Regions from separate parts of the Homo sapiens genome. Here region 2 is linked to region 1. A link is a contact called in ENCODE Hi-C data. All regions are on one chromosome and are shown on one strand. Each heading gives the region's core, a stretch centred on a gene start or an enhancer-like site at or near the end of the contact. The rest is flanking DNA. Distances are from core to core; before and after follow the strand shown. Region 1 overlaps LINC02331 (long intergenic non-protein coding RNA 2331). Region 2 overlaps LOC105370504 (a long non-coding RNA gene).

Evidence for each region. Hi-C counts contacts between places; a loop is a spot of excess contacts on that map. Pooled maps may share reads with other maps.
Region 2: a loop to region 1 is called in a map of endothelial cell of umbilical vein, with 5 times the contacts of the local background. The contact joins two enhancer-like sites. A Hi-C loop is called at or near these places in 2 of 168 maps with a recorded cell type or tissue (GM12878 and endothelial cell of umbilical vein), 6 of 37 single-sample maps with no recorded cell type and 7 of 50 pooled maps.

What each region holds. Positions count from the first base shown.
Region 1 is chr14:53,714,199-53,717,058 of GRCh38, reverse strand. The region is part of intron 5 of LINC02331 (long intergenic non-protein coding RNA 2331); the gene reads left to right. All of the region lies in intron 3 of LOC105370504 (a long non-coding RNA gene), which reads right to left. Among named protein-coding and RNA genes, the nearest start is that of LINC02331, 140 kb to the left of the region's middle. Within about 2 kb of position 1,463, at least 3 of the 41 ENCODE cell types and tissues checked have a DNase peak (open chromatin) inside an H3K27ac peak, as active enhancers do.
Region 2 is chr14:53,538,284-53,541,143 of GRCh38, reverse strand. All of the region lies in intron 2 of LOC105370504 (a long non-coding RNA gene), which reads right to left. Among named protein-coding and RNA genes, the nearest start is that of LINC02331, 310 kb to the left of the region's middle. Within about 2 kb of position 1,488, at least 3 of the 41 ENCODE cell types and tissues checked have a DNase peak (open chromatin) inside an H3K27ac peak, as active enhancers do.

The DNA of each region.
Region 1 (2,860 bases), core at 214-2,713:
CTTTCAGATCTCCCCAAAGGATCATGAGCTTGAAAGAGCACATTTTTAAAGATACTAATTCATGCCTTGAGCTTTTCTCCACAGTGCGAGTCTATGACAGGTAACGTTTTGCTCCAAGTCAAAGCTACATCAACTGAAATGAAAATCTGAGCACATCTCAGGCCCAAACGACGTCTCAGACCCAAAACACGAGCTTCAAATGGCACTAGGGTAAATACTGAATGTTTTCATAGTCTTTGTCCAAAATAAACATTTGAAAAATCCCAGAGGTTTTAGTTTCCTGAAGTAAAGAAAAATCATATTTCCAGCTGTCATTGGAAAATATCACAAAAAATCCCACGTTTTTATCTTCCCAAATATTTTTACAATTACTAAATACTTAAAGGACTATTGTCATTTGTTTCTATGTTGGTGAGCTGTTCATACAGAAAGCCCTTACATCAAGAGTCCTAAGGTATTGAAACAGATCACATAAAACTACAAGAGAGGCTTCCTCCTTTACTTTACTCTCCTTTTTGAGTGAAGTAAGAGTCTGATATAATTGCCCATGTGCTCAGTAAATGTGCCAAAGTGCAATATTTTGTCTTTACTATTGAGAATGTTTTTATAAACACGTAGTGATCAGCATATTCTGACTTTCAGAAATATTAACTACAAAATTGGCAGCAAACTTCAACAGTTGCAAAAATCCATATGTTCATTAAATTATTTTATTGTGGGATTTTTTTATTGGCTTTTTTTGTTGTTGTTACTGCTTTCAGTTTTTGAAGGCAGTTTTTGTATCTTTTCTTCTCAAGGCCTTTGGGGTCCTTTAGAATTTTAATTGAAATATGGTAATCCATTTTCTTTGCTAAAATTCATTTTTATAAGTTAAGATTTTAGAACTTTCCCTGAGGTTTGTAAGAGCTATAGGAGTTGAGATTTAAAACTTTTTTCATAGTTCAGCAGTTTTGCTCAATTTGTAAAACACAGAAGAACTGTGGCACATTTTTGTTCTTTAATGACTAGAATGATAAGTCTATTTTCGTAGGTATAACATAGACAATCTTTCAGGATTTGGCATTATGAAGTCATAGGACTGGAAGAGACCTGGTAAGACTATCTAGTTCCAATATGTGTCTTCAGATCCTTTAGGACCACCCCAGAGAAATAAAAATTTGTTCTATTTTTAAAGCTCTCCCTTAGAGATGTTTTTCTTCCTTGACAACAATTTATCATGTAGCAATCTTTATTTCCCTTTTATAGATAAAGATATATATCTTTCCTTTTGCCTTATTTTTTTCTCAGATTCCTTTACACTCATTAGATAATTTCAAAAACACCACTGCAGATCATTTGGTGCTACCATTTCTTTTTTTATAGAGAAAGACATTGAGCCATAGGAGTTAAGTGACTGGCCCCAAGCCTCATTAGAGATGTGAGTCATATTTGGGAGTGAGAACACAGAGCCACAGCCTTCATTCCTGAGCTGTTTCCTCAACTCTGTATTTTTCTTTAACAAATCAAAAAGCAAAAGTAAAAACAATCCCATTTGAGCGACCAAACAATGGTAATCAGATGTGCACCAGCCAATGGCTACTGTGGAAAGAGTTCAACCACCTACAGAGCAATGTCCATCTGTGCTTGTGCAGATACCAAGCTTTCACTTGGCTCATTTCCTAATCTCACTACAAGAAGATAGAAAGGCAATTGTCAAGAAAAAGGACGCACTTTGCATTGCTGTAACTCCAAACATGAACAAGTGAGATTGAGCTAATACCAAAAAGCAAACTCCTCAGTTGATTTGCAACAAGCAGTTCACATGAAACTGGCTGGCTCTATCACTATTGTTCTCATATCGGTACCACTGGACAGCTTTAATTAATATCAGAAACAGCACAGGAAACATCCTTTAATTATTCCTGTTATGTTTAGAGAAAATGTAGCTTACTAAAAACAAAGTAAACTATAAGCCTTTGAACTTGAGTGTTATCTGTGTCCTTTGGCTTGTGAGGGTTTTGTGTTATCGGACATGATAATTTGTTTTCAGTGATACCCTTGATGAAATTAATTGAGTTTTAGACTAGCATACATTTCCTTTTGCTGATACTTTCACTCTTGGCAGGGTCTTATCTGAGCAGTTAGTCCTGTTCTCGTCTGGTTCTGTCTGCTGAGATTTAATAGCTGCAGGACTGTTGTTGTTTTAAACAAAGATGTTTACTTTTGTTATTAATGTAATATTCAATTCACTTCCCCTTTTTATCTTCCCATAACGCAGAGACCTACTCCCTTTTTTTGATGGAGATGATGGTTTTGGACTTCACTGCTAAGTTTCCTTAGAAACACCCCACCGGACCTTTCCAAATATATCATCATCGTAAGAGGGAAAGCCATTTCAGACACTCCTATCTGTACACTTGGCTTGAATTCAATTGCTATCTAACTGCTAGGTCCTAAACATTTCCTTTTATTTTTTTTTCCAACTGTATTCTTTATTTCAAACATTAAAGTGCTATAATGCTTGGTGGGAAAAAATTTAAAATTTCAAATAAGATCTCCTCAACCACATGTTGACTTCACCTAGTTTTAGATCATGCTGTGCATTGCATATCGTTTTTGAAGTTTTTTTGCTCGTATATTACTATATATAAGATAGATTGGTTTTATACTAAAGAAAGAATACTATATTTAGTATTCTGCTATTAGCTTTTACGTATATTAATTTGTCTTCGACATCTCCCTAAGTATGTTTTAAGAACTTAATTAGTGCCATATTGTTAGAGATTAAGTTCTTCCCAGTGTTTTTGCTATTATAAAACAATATTAGTTTATTTAAGCATGAGAAGTAGAGTGTAAATCTATCTTTAATATTTCAAAATAG
Region 2 (2,860 bases), core at 239-2,738, 180 kb after region 1:
CAGCACTAGAAGAAGGATCATTAAGAAACTTAATGTATGTACACTTAAAGGTAAGGAAATTAAAATCAGATATAAACTGCAGGATGTTCATAACAGAGGAATTGCTTTTGTTTCTAACCCTCCTGGGTCCAGTCTCCAGCCATGAGGTATCATGACATCATCATGTGATGGTAGTCCATGATGTGAGATGGAACAGAGAAGACATTAAGGTGTTACAGTGCATCCTGGCCAACATGGTGAAACCCCATCTCTACTAAAAATACAAAAATTAGCTAGGCATGGTGGTGCACGCCTGTAATCCCAGCTACTCAGGAGACTGAGGCAGGAGAATCACTTGAGCCGGGGAAGCGGAGGCTGAAGTGAACTGAGATGGTGCCACTGCACTCCAGCCTGGGTGACAGAGCAAGACTCCATCTCAAAAATAAAATAAAATAAAAATAAAAAATAAAATTGTTACAGTGGCACAAAGGTTCTCCAGAAGGTAGAAAACTTACTGTTTTTCTTTAAAGCCTTTTTCTGCTTTGTTTTCTTCAGAACTTGACTACAATTAAGATATTTCACACACGTTATGCCTTATTTGGAGAAGTCAAGTCATGCATCCTTTTTTTTTTTTTTTTAACAAACTGCCTGCTCTCTGCACCAACAATATGGATGCTGTTTTCACATATCAAGCCAAAAAAGAAATCAATTTATAGCCTGTTATTCAAATTAGGCCATCTGTGAATTCCTCGTTGTACAGAGAGTTTTTATGGCCAGCTATTCTTAAAAGTTGACAGGTGTTCAAGAAATATGTGTTAATTTTACAAATTGAAATTTTATTTATTAAGAAATTCCATGCACTCAGAAAGAGATGTGACTTGAACAGGCTAGCTTTGTTGAAAATGAGCAATCCAAATCTTTGAGAGATACAAGGACCAACTTTCCAGGCCAAGATGCCCCTTTAAGTAATGAAACAGTAGGATTTATTTTACTACTGAACGGTTAGGGATAGCCAAAATCTTATTCTGGGCCACAAGTCTATGACCTATTTAAAAGCTGAGAGACTTTGTACATTTCTGAGGTTAAACAAAGGGGCCTATGGTTCAAAAAAACGTACAGCAACGAAGCCCAGAGGCAAGGCCTGAGTAGTCGGGAACAGGCTGCAGGAATCCAGCTCTTCCCAACTTTGCTCATCTCTGTTGCTATTTTATTTAGTGAAGTTATCCTTAGTGACTAACTCAGAATCAACAGATCTTATGCAAGTGAATTCCTATCTGGGCTAACAAGAACCAGGGAGGTGGTACAAAAGAACACTGAAATCCTAGAGAAAAGGTCTATGGAAACATCAGCGATCTTTAATTCACTTTTCTCTTCCTCTAAGAACCTGCTTTTGTATTTCCCTTTCTCTCCTTTTCTTATTACTCCCCTTCATCAGTCATTCTTTTCTGTAGTCAGTTGGGTTACCACCCAAACCCACAGTGACACCTGCTGGCCAATTTGCAATGGTGAGCCTGAATCCTGCGAGGTCTTGCTTGGCCCACAGTAAGCAAGAGTCCATTGAGGCAAACACTAAATACTACACAATTCTTTTAGAAACTTAGACAGTGAGAAAAAAATTAAGTGAGCATTGCCAGGGAAGTTCAGGAATGGAGAATTTTGCAGAGAAAGCTGCCTGAACCATTACAAATGTAAAATGTATGTATTATAGGTGTTTTTACCTCATAAAAAATAGCCAAAAATATATCCGGTGCTGTGAGACAATTGTGAAGACTTAAGAAAATAGTTATGGTAATCACTCATGGAATGTCACTTTTTACATTGGTTTTCAGTAACTACACTTATAGTCCAAAAGGTTTTATATTAGCATTAATTTATATTAAGTCCCCCCCAAAAAACGCAGGAGAATATGTTGCACAAACATTTATTTCCTTTAAATATATTGATTAGAGCTCCAACACAAAGGGTTAAAAATTTAGGTTTAAGACTTTTTTTTCTGTTATTTCCCAAGGACTTCCAATTCTTGGTCAAGTTTCTTTACTGAAGAATATTCATATTTTGTTAATCCTAAGTATTTATACATTGGTTATTTTGGCTGGGTACATTTTTGAGGATGTTTGCTTTGTTTCAAGCAAATCCGTTCCTGACTGGAAAGTACAAATTCTAGCAAAAACAAAGACAACAGAAATATTTTTTAACATTAATACATTTTCTTAAAATATTTACACTTTTCATTTGAAGGTTAAATCCTAGGAATAATTCTCCATACACATGTTCATATTTGAAACAGGAGGTTGTCCCCAAGGACTTGTAGCAACAAATGTGTATTGGACAAAAATGTTGGCCTTCTTCATCCTTACTCTGTGTTCTAAAAGCCAAAACTTCATTTTAGCATGACCTTAGAAGAATAGTGATACTTTTAGAATTTCCTGGTATTTGGTGGAAGGAATGTTTTTATTTGACTGCAGATGTCACTTGGTTTACAGGAAGGATTTGGTAATGCATTCATGCCAGTACTGCACTTACCCCAGATTTCTTGCTATGTAGGAAGAACACATGTCAAAGCTCACTGTTTGTTAAATGGAAAAGATTCAGTACACCAGAAGCTTCTATTATAAACATTGTGACTTTGTGCAATTTACAAAATGTTCTATCTCCATTAAACAATAAACCCTTGACCCCAGAGCTCAGTTTTGGGATTCTGCGATTTGAGAAGGTAGACATAATGGATGGCAATAATAAATGAAAAGTTCAAGAGGTTAAGAAAAACTGTTTAATTATTTCTGTACAGCGTGGGCTGCAGAAAGCTTGCATGTCTGCCTTCTTCCTCATAGAAACACTGCATGGAAGAGATCCACCAGGGCAGCCCAGGCAGGGCATAAAA